Regions from separate parts of the Mus musculus genome. Here region 2 is linked to region 1. Evidence: chromatin loops called from intact Hi-C (ENCODE). Cell type or tissue: gastrocnemius. All regions are shown on one strand.

Region 1 (5,000 bases):
AGCAGCTTTTGGTAGTTACTGTACATGAGGAAGGTGAAGGCAGTAGAGCCAGCAGAAAGCGCTAGCATGCTCTCCACGGAGGCGGGGCCAGGGGAGGTCCCAGCACCCGCTGTCTTGTCCATGTTCCCATGCAATGCTTCCCAAACAAAGATCTCTTCTTGCCAACGTATTGCTGACTTCTGTAGCAAGTCTATGTCCTTCTGGAAGCCTCCTTTCCTGCCCTGTGCACGGTGCGGGCACTTTCTGGGCAGTTATGCACTTGCCTGGCAGGCTTCCTACCATTCTGGATCATGCCATGGATTTGGCCTACCTCTCCAAGCAACAGTTAAAATCATTTGAACAGTGTTTCCAAGATAAAGTCATTCACCCTTTGCCCAGCCCTGCCTCTGTCCCCAGCAACAGAGCAGTACTCGGCGCCACTCTGTGCATTCAGGGTGAACAGCATGTGCTGAGGGGGCTATGACCTCATTGCTTGCTTTTGCACCTGGGAACAAGGGACTGAGGCTCATAATTTACATACCAAAGCAGACCCAGCCTCCAGGTTCTCCCAGCATCCCTCAGTTTCTATCAGGCATAACCTACTCTGTTGGGAAAAGTGGGGGGGGGGGGGGGGGGGCTGGGGAAGGAGGGGGAGAAATATGCCACATCCGGCCAGAGTTCCTGTGCTCTGGGCAGGCAGACATGGGGAGACTGCCAGTTGCTTTCCACATGGCCCCGGGTGGGCATCTAAGCCTCTGATCCACGCAGAGGGGAGGGTGGGGGTGGAGAAGGGGCAGCCCCCGACCGGGGACCCTGGGCGACACGCCCCAGGGTTATAGGAGAAAGGGATAAGGAAAGAGGTTCCCAACACTTGTGAGAGTGGCACAGCGGATCTAGATGGAGCAGAGACTCTCTATGATTTAAGAGCTTTATTATAGAAATTCAGGGAAAAAGAGAGAAGGTAGAAAAAGAGAGAGAAAGAGAGAGAAAGAGAGTGAGGGGTAAGAAGAGAGACAAGAGAGTGGGAAGTAAGAGAGAGAGGTGGGGACTGAACACCCCTTTTTATGGTCCTCACTGTTGCTAGGTGACTGGGGAGGAGTTTAGCCTGAAGGTCAGAAGCTTGGGCCATTGCCTACATGACTACTGACCATGCTTCTCTTGTGGGGACTGTGGGAGGTGGTACCTTAGGCAGGGGCCAGAGTTCCAGGAACATGAGGGAACGCCTACCGTGTCATGTAGGTGAATTATGACCATCGGGATTCAGACTTCAGCTCGACTGGAGACCAGCCTGCAATTCCCCACACTACTTCCAACCCTGAACGTTCCAGTTCCCAAAGGCTCTTTACTATGTAATCCAGACATTTTGGTCTCCCCACTCTCTCCTCTCTCTCTTCTTTCCCTCTCTCTGTGCATGCTCTCTTTCTCTCTCTTCCCCATCTCCTCTTTCTTTCTTCCCATGGTAACTTCCCTGCTTCTTTTCTTAGGGGCAGTGAACTTGCCTGCCCAAAAGCAGCTTCCCAATAAACATATATATGTGTGTGTGTGTGTGTGTGTGTGTGTGTGTGTGTGTGTGTGTGCGTATGTGTGTGTATATGTATAAATATGTATATAAGTATATAGACACACATATCTGGCTTGAATTGGCTCATTTCATCAGCAGCAGAGAAATAACTTATCACACCTTGGTACAGAGAGAGCTATGCTGGTGTCTGACAAACTGCCTAAAATAAGACCAGGGATTCATTGATTCATATTCTCTCTCTCTCTCTCTCTCTCTCTCTCTCTCTCTCTCTCTCTCTCTCTCCCTCCCTCCTTTTAAACCCACCCTAAAGCTAAATTTGGCCAGTCTGATTAAAAGCCAGCCAGGCAATGTCCCCTAAGGATCTGCACTTCGCTTCCGTGACTCTAGAGGAAACCCAGCAAGGCAAATTAATTCTATCACACGGCCTGTTCCAAACTAATCGGCTTTCTTAACTAGACGGTTGAAGCGGGAGGCAAACATTAGCTTCAGGGGAAAGCTCCACTCCCTGTGGTGTGTGATTAAGTCAGAGTCCTTGGATCCCAGGTGTTGATTCCCTTCCAGCATCATGCGTCCCACAGGGGATGGGGACTCATTTCCTTGAACAGCTTGTCCAGGATGTCTTTGAATAGCCATGCTTGCCAGCAGGCACCCCCTCCTCCCAGCAAGGTCACTTTTCTGCTGGGAGCACATGGACTTGGACAGCTCCATCGACTGTGTGGCCGGCTTCAGTGATAGAGACCTGTACACTGTCTGGCTCTTCAGGGCCAGATCTCACTCCTTATTCCTCAGGTTCGAGTCTCCCCTAAGCACAGTCATCTCACTGTGACTACATTCTGACATTGGCCATGCAGGGAGACTGAGACCACTCTAAGATTACTGGGACCAAGCCAAGGGGTCTGTTTTGGTTTGTGTGATTCCGGTGACTCAGGTTGCTGATGACCCCGATGTCCCTATCTTGCACAAGTGTGACTGATTTTTTTTAATTTTACAGTTGAATATCAGGCCTCCCCATTTATCTGAGTCACATGATGTTTTGGGTTCTTTGGTGTACAGAGGAATCATATTTTTTGTGTGTCATCTCCCAACGTGATCACATTGACTGACATTATTGTGTATCATCAACTGCAACCATTTTGCATTGTGCCCATGCAATACCTCTGAAAGAGACCAAACAGAAGTTTTAAGCTGCTGGGTGCAAATCTCCCCCTGCACCCTTTAGAGACAATTCACATCTTACCAGCGTGCACAGAAAAGGCACTGCTTCATGATGCCTGGAATTCTGCTGTTGATTATGTATGTCTGGTGGGCATTTACATAGCAAACCTTATTATAGCCTGTGCCCTCCAAAGATGCTCAGCTCAACAAGGGAACATAGATACCACAGGGATCCTATCAGATTGCCATGGATTGAAGAGCTCCCACCAGCTAGTAACACACACTCTATGTCGTACCACTGTGTCATTCCCTAACAAGACTTCTGGGAAGGAATCCCCACTGTCAACTACATGGCTACCATTGCTTCTCAGAGACACTCATCTTAGCAAGCACATGGAAGACAGATAGACAGAGCAGAGAAGAATGGAGTATCTGAGGTGACATTTGAGCCCGGTACGAAAGACATGGGTACCAAATTGGAGAAGCTAGGTAGTCAATGTGATCTAGAACCTTCCAAGGAAACTGAGAGGCAGAAGACAAAGAGGGCTGCTAGGATCTGATCCCAATGCTGGTGACAACTTCAGGTGTGATGCTGCCTTCTAAAAACAAACTTTAACAGGGTCAGACTGGACCCTGGCATCCCTGACAAGCCAGCCACTGCCAGACGCCCTAAATAAGCCAATCCAAGAGACAAATTAATAGCGAAAGCAGAAAAAGATTTATTTCATGTGGCCACATTGGGAAGAGGGACCAAGAGGTCCAATTACTCCCCAATTCTATCTTTAGAGTCCTGGCATGAAGTAAGGCCACATGTATACAAAGCTAAGTCACTCTAGTCCAAGTATGGTCCTGTTGGTCGTTAGCCCATCTTTGTCTGGGCTCTAGGATCTCCTGTGGTCTGACAAATAGTCAACCATATGTGAAATTTGTCCTCTGGAAATCAGTTCTCCTCTGGTTGGTGTCAGGTTTCAGACTCTTGGCTCTCTGAAGTCAATGGTTACAATGTTGCCAACACCAACCCGAACAATGCACTGAAATGACTTTTAAGAGAATGTTCAGACTGTGGCATCTGATCTCTAAGTCTGTTTGTACAGGGCAGTGAGATTAGGCAGGTTTCCAGTGTCCCCCATCGCTGAGCGAGGGCAGAGGTGTTATAAACAGCAAAACAGGTGACTTTGCAGTCTGAGTAACATATTACTCAGGTGACATGGGGTCAGGAGAGCAAACACACATGACCTGCCTGCATCTGTCTAGAGAACATGATACTATTCCTTTCTTCTTCGCAAGCCTGGAGGACTCTGAATAGTGAGAATCCAGTGCCCTTGGGCACGTGTGACCAGGGAACGGAAGTCAGTGCATTTTTAAGTCTTTTGGTCCTAAGAAGCAAGGTGAAGATGGTTTCCTTTGGTGATAATTGTTTTGGGCTCTACCCAGTCAGCAGCAAGAATAAAACCTCTTCTCTGTAAGACAGACCCCTGTGCCTCAAAGCTTGCTCAAAATAGCCACACCAGGAAATGAGTAGGGATTTGGGGTGCCCTCAGACCTCATTATAATTCTCTGTAGCACATCTTGAAGTCTCACTACTGCAGTGCCTTAAAAATATGCTGGATGGCTCCCAGGTGATTGGGTCAAACAACTAAGTAGAAAAGAAAGATCCAAGACTTTTGTGAGACACTCTATGTCACTAAGGCTGGCCTTGAAATTATGATTGCACTTCCTCAGGCTTCCAGATATCAAGGTTATAGGTTTGTGCTACCACGCCCAGGTTGAGACATTTTCATTTTTGGTATTTTCAAAGTGTATTTTATTTTCATTCAAAGGGAGCATTTTCATCCTTTCTTCTGACGTTCCCTTAGGAAAATCATCCCGCTAACTTAATAAAGAGAAAGGCAAACGGGGCTTCTGAAGTGCCGAGAGATCTGCTGGCAAGGCTGTCTCAGGGGACAAAGCATTGGTAATTCTTTCTTGCTGTGGCACTTAGGGAGGGGCTAGTGGCATACTGATGCTAAGAGGCCCATTCTATGATTGGGAGCACTGTGCTCTATGTCAGTATACCAACTCTCAATTATTTATTCCAAAAGCTTCCCCAAAGGACTAGAATTTGAAGGCAATAATGTGTTTGTCTAAACACCATTTCTCCCTCTAAAATAGTGATTTAAAAAACAAAACAACAACAAAAACAAAAAAACCCAAAACATTTTGTGTATATGGCAGAGAAATTTTTCAATCTCTTTTTTTTTAAAAGATTTTTAAAAAGATTTATTTATTTACTATATATAAGTACACTGTAGCTGTCCTCAGATACTCCAGAAGAGGGCATCGGATTTCATTACGGATGGTTGTG
Region 2 (5,000 bases), 310 kb after region 1:
TCAGACTTAGGACCTCCTTTGGAGACTGTAGTGCTGGACCCCTAGGCAGGCAGCCACAGTTTCTCCTTGCTTTCCTCAGTACTAGGGATTGAACCCATAGCCGTGGTGGTGCTGTGTAAGTGCCCTGTTACTCAGCTGTACCCTGGCTCTTTTTAACTTGTATTTTGACTGTGTCAGGGTCTCCCTAGGTTGTCTAGGTTGGACTTGAGTGTGCTAGGTAACTTAGCTAAGCCTTGAACTTGGAACCTTACTGTTTCAGCATCCCAAATGGAATAGGTATGATTCTAGGCATATGCCATTATGTGTGGCTTTTTTTTTTTTTTTTTAAGAGACAGAATCTTTATAGCCCAGGCTAGACTTGAACTCAGCAATCTTACTGCCTCAGCTTCCTGAGTGCAGGGATAATATTTGTCTTCAGCCATGTTCAGCCTGGTTTCTTTATTATTCAGTTTTTGAGTGTACAAAATAATAGGTTTCATTATAACATCTTTAAAAAATATTTATTAATTATATGGAAGTACACTGTAGCTGTCTTCAGACACTCCAGAAGAGGGCATCAGATTTCGTTACGGATGGTTGTGAGCCACTATGTGGTTGCTGGGATTTGAACTCAGGACCTTTGGAAGAGCTGTCAGCGCTCTTAATGGCTGAGCCATCTCCCCAGCCCTCATTATGACATTTTCATACACAGATGTCATGTTACCTTGTTACTATTTACTCATGCACAACCCTCCCTCTCCCTCCTTCCCCTCTGCTTTTATGTCATGTGCAGGAATTTTAGTACTATGTATTGTTGATGCCAATATGGTAGAGAATACATAGTATATAGAAGAGAATACACAGTATATAGTAGAGGATATACAGTATATGGTAGAGAATACACAGTATTTGCCTTTTCTACCCTCTCTTTACCCTCTAGCCTGTTTTTTTGTTTTGGTTTTTTTTTTTAAGTATGTGCAGTTATGTATGTGTGTGGATGTGGGCATATGTGGATGTGTGCGTGTAGAAGTTAGATGACGACTTCAGGTGTTATCCTTAGGTTCCCCACCCTGACTTTTTTTTTTCCCTCCTTTGTTTGTTTGAGACAGGGTCTCACTATGTAGCTCTGGCTGTCCTGGAACTCACTATGTAGACCAGGCTGGTCTCAACTCACAGCGTTCAGACTGCTTTTGGCTCCTGAGTGCTGGGAGTGTGCACTAGTATGCTAGTATGTGCTCCTCTTCCAGACACCAAGCTGTCTGTGGTTTCTTAACCTTCAAAGGCAGAGTAACACTCCTTAATGTGGACATACGTCCTGTTTCATCTGTCCCCTCATCCGTGGACACTTGGGCTGCCCCTGCCTTTTAGGTTTCATGACTCGCGCCACGAGGACAGGTGTGCAGTACCTCCTCCAGCTTCCTTTCACTTCTTCACGTGTACCCGAGGCAGGCTCTGCATCATAGGCCAGCTTTATTTTTAATTTTTTAGTGAATGCACTTTTTTTTTGTACCTAGGTACTAATTTCAGCACACTGGTGGTAACTCATTCATTCATTCATTCATTCACTCACTCATTCACTCGTTTTGAATAGTGACCATTGTAGAAAGTGTGTGATGATAGGCTATTGTGTTTTTTATTTTCACATCTCTGGATATTAGATCTGTGGGCATCTTTTTATGTGCTTGTTGTCCTTTTATTCATATTCTCTAGAATGATGTCTAATTAAGTCATTTGCCTAGGCTTTGATGGGGGGGTGTTGTTTTGTTATAGTTTTGTACATATTACGGGTATTAACTTTTATTTGACAGATGACTTGCAAATATGGTCTCTTGTTCTACATGCTGCCTTTGCATTCTGTTAGTGCTTCCTTTGATGAGCTGGACATGGTGGTGTACATCATGGAAGCAGGAAGATTACTACAAGTCAAGGCCAGCCTGGTCTACATAGTAAGTTCTAGGCCAACCAGGGCTACATAGTGAAACATTATCTAGCTGTCTCAAAAAAACAAACAAACAAACAAACAAACACCCCACCAACAACAACAACACAAACAAAAATGGGGAGAAAGAGTAAGAGTGAGAAAGAGAAGAGAGGGAGATGGACAGGGGCTGGGGACCAGAGAGGAGAGATGCCTGCATGGGCTGTGTGCCCCATGTGTGTGCAGATGCCTGAGGGCCACAGGGTGTCTGATCCCCTGGAGCTGCAGTTCCAGTCAGGAGCCACCTGGTGTGGAAGCAAGGAACTAAACCTGGGTCTTTCGGAGAGCAGAAAGTGCTTTTAACTGTTGAGTTATCTCTATAGCCCTAGCAGATATGTTTTTAAAAATGAAATTTTCCATATAGCTATAATACTACATTTGTGGCAAAGAATGCACTAGCTAAAAGCTGCCTCTGCGGAAAGGTTTGGGAGTTTGTGTGAGGTAACTTCAGTGTAACTGACAGAGGGGGAGCAGTCTGTACTGAAGACATAGTAAGGACTGACAGGGTTTTCTTGGTTGAATAATGATGGTAAAGGGAGCGATACATTTTTAGAGGGAGTTTGTTAATGCACAGATGTGCTTTGCATATCTTACCTGCATTTCTAGATGCTTTGAGATGCAGTTTGTCATTCCAAAATTGGTTGAGCAGGGTGCTTTCAGGCAGCACTCAGGTAAAGCTGGACCACTTTTTACATTGCTGCTGTGGATCCAGGTTCCTCTGAAATGCTGCTCCTTGGTTAGCAAGTGGAATGGTCAGCACCCAGCAGGCCAGGGCATGGTCTAGATGCAGAGAGTTTCTTTCTGGGAGTGCAGTAGTGGACATGGTTATGTTCTAGATACAGGGAGCTACTTTGTATGCGTACTTGTGGTTAGCACTGCCAGCAGGCAACAGTGGCGTTCTAGGTGCAGGGAGTTACTTTTTGTTGAGTAGCTTTGGTTACTGCTCAGGAGCTTTGCTTGGGCTGTTGTCTGGGCCTCTGAGAAGGTTATTAAGAATCGTGCCACAGAGGGAGATGTGAGAAAGAAGATAGAGGCTGGGATTCAATCCCGTCTTACTGGAATCCTATAGATTCTTATAAGAGAACATTTCTGAATTTTGTCAATTCTTTCCTGACTGCATCTGGATGTATTTATAGTTAGAGAGTATTGTGGGCTTCTTGAGGTTAGGATGTGTTATCACTACCCTAGCCCTTTAAAGGGGTTCCCCACACCCAGGCATGGTGGTACATGCCTGTAGTCTTAGCACTAAGAAGGCTGAGGTAGGAAGTTCACATTGGAAGCCAGCCTGAGGTGACATAGTGGGACAGTTGGCCTCTGTGTTTGTGCAGGCATTTGTGCATGTGTCGAGTTCTGCATTGGAGTAAATTTTTGTTACTCTAACAAATACTTGAGATAAGATTATAGATAAAAAGGTTTATTTTGGCCCACACTATGGACATTTTGGTCCGTGGCCATTTAGACTCATTGCTCTTAGGTTTGTGGCAAAGCATGGTGGGAGGCTGTGGCAGAGCAGAGCTGTTGAGCACGTGTCCATGACACACCAAGAGCACAGGTCCCAGTTTTTTCCACTCTTTGTTGCACCAGGGGCGCTGTCTCTGGGACCTGGACCTTTGCAGCACACCTGAATCTAAGCTGAGGGAGAAGCCACAAAACAGTGACTATTCAAGGTGGCCCAGAGTGTAGAGAAAGTGCTTCTAAATGGATGCTCTCTTTACACACTTGCTTTTCAGCGCTTTCGAACTGTGTGTCAGTTGAACATGCTTCCCTGATACTCCTGCTTGGTAGCTATTCAGGTCTCCTGAGTCCTTTCTTGCTCTCCAGTGTGGTGCTGTTTGTATTGCAGACCTCAGCATATTTAGTCCTCACAAGATGACAGCCTCCCTCTCTGCTTCATATTTGTTTAGCCTTGGCTAGAGTGTACCTGTGGTGTAAGGCCCAGTGCAGTGCTGCTGGAGGGACTTGTGACAATTTACTCAAGATTCTAGCTTTCCATAAGGAGAGGTGGTGTGATATGTGTGAGCTCTTTCCATGCTTACAGCTTACAGCTTGACTTTGGGAGTTGCATCTCCCACACCCCCACCTCCCAGACAGGGTCTCTCTGTGTATCCTGTCTGTCCTGGAACTCCCTATGTAGACTAGGATAGCCTTGAATTTAGAGATCTGCCTGCCTCTGCCTCCCTAATGCTGGAATCAAAGGTGTGTACCACCACTGCCTGGTTGTTTGTTTTTTGTTTATTTGTTTGTTTTCTTTTTTAAAAAATTAAACAAAATTTATATTGATTATATAACTAAAAACAGATCATCAAATAAAGTTTAATAAGTGGTGAAAGATTGGTTTGCTTCCTTTCCATGAGAGCCCACACCTTACTGTATCTTCCGCTTTCTTTTTTAAAAAGATTTGTTTTTATGTGTCTTGAGTGTTTTACATGATATATACCTTTGAACGACTTGTGTGCCTGGTTCTCACAGCAGCTAGATGAGGGCATCAGATCCGCTGTAACTGGAGTTGTGAGCCATGAGCTCTGGAATTAGTGCTCTTAATCTCTGAGCCATCTCGCCAGCCCCTCTGTTTCCCACTTCAAAAGTGTATATTGCCAGATTGCCTATGAAGAAAACTATTGTTTCAACATACTGTATGAGGGCAGCCACTTCCACATACTGACTGTTACCATTTTTTTTTAAATCACTAAGTCACATTGTGATGAAATAGTTACTGTAGTAAGAGTGGGCACTTTAAAACATTTGCTGGCTATTTCTATTTCTATCTGATTGTTTCTTTTGTTATTTTCTCCATTGACATTTGGTTTTTTTTTTTTAACTTAAATGTGTACTTAATTAAAGACAGTGTTTTTCCAAGCTTCTATTTGTTTTGGAATTATTTTTTATTTTTCTATTATTTTTTTTAATCTGTCAAATCTGCAGCTCTTGTTTTTCTAGCTTTGTTGTTATTCCTCAAAAGCCACACAAAGCCCTGTGTGTAACAATTGTGTGCTCACTAGAATTTCATCTTCATGCATCTGTTTTGTGCTGCAGATCATAAAAT

What was found. Peaks named below come from ENCODE experiments on the same cell type or tissue, not always from the same donor. Only the 100,000 strongest peaks of a DNase experiment are listed, where the experiment ranks them.
Region 2: a loop joins it to region 1, with 2.0 times the contacts of the local background. A loop is called at or near these places in 3 of 42 quality-filtered maps.

Annotation. Positions count from the first base shown.
Region 1 is chr1:37,236,446-37,241,445 of GRCm38, reverse strand. The region is part of intron 2 of Cnga3 (cyclic nucleotide gated channel alpha 3); the gene reads right to left. Among named protein-coding and RNA genes, the nearest start is that of Cnga3, 20 kb to the right of the region's middle. In gastrocnemius, no CTCF peak of the experiment used is centred here; a DNase peak (open chromatin) is centred at 2,085; H3K27ac peaks cover 1,745 bases.
Region 2 is chr1:36,927,391-36,932,390 of GRCm38, reverse strand. The region is part of intron 1 of Tmem131 (transmembrane protein 131); the gene reads left to right. Among named protein-coding and RNA genes, the nearest start is that of Tmem131, 9.6 kb to the left of the region's middle. In gastrocnemius, a CTCF peak has its summit at 2,204; no DNase peak of the experiment used is centred here; H3K27ac peaks cover 89 bases.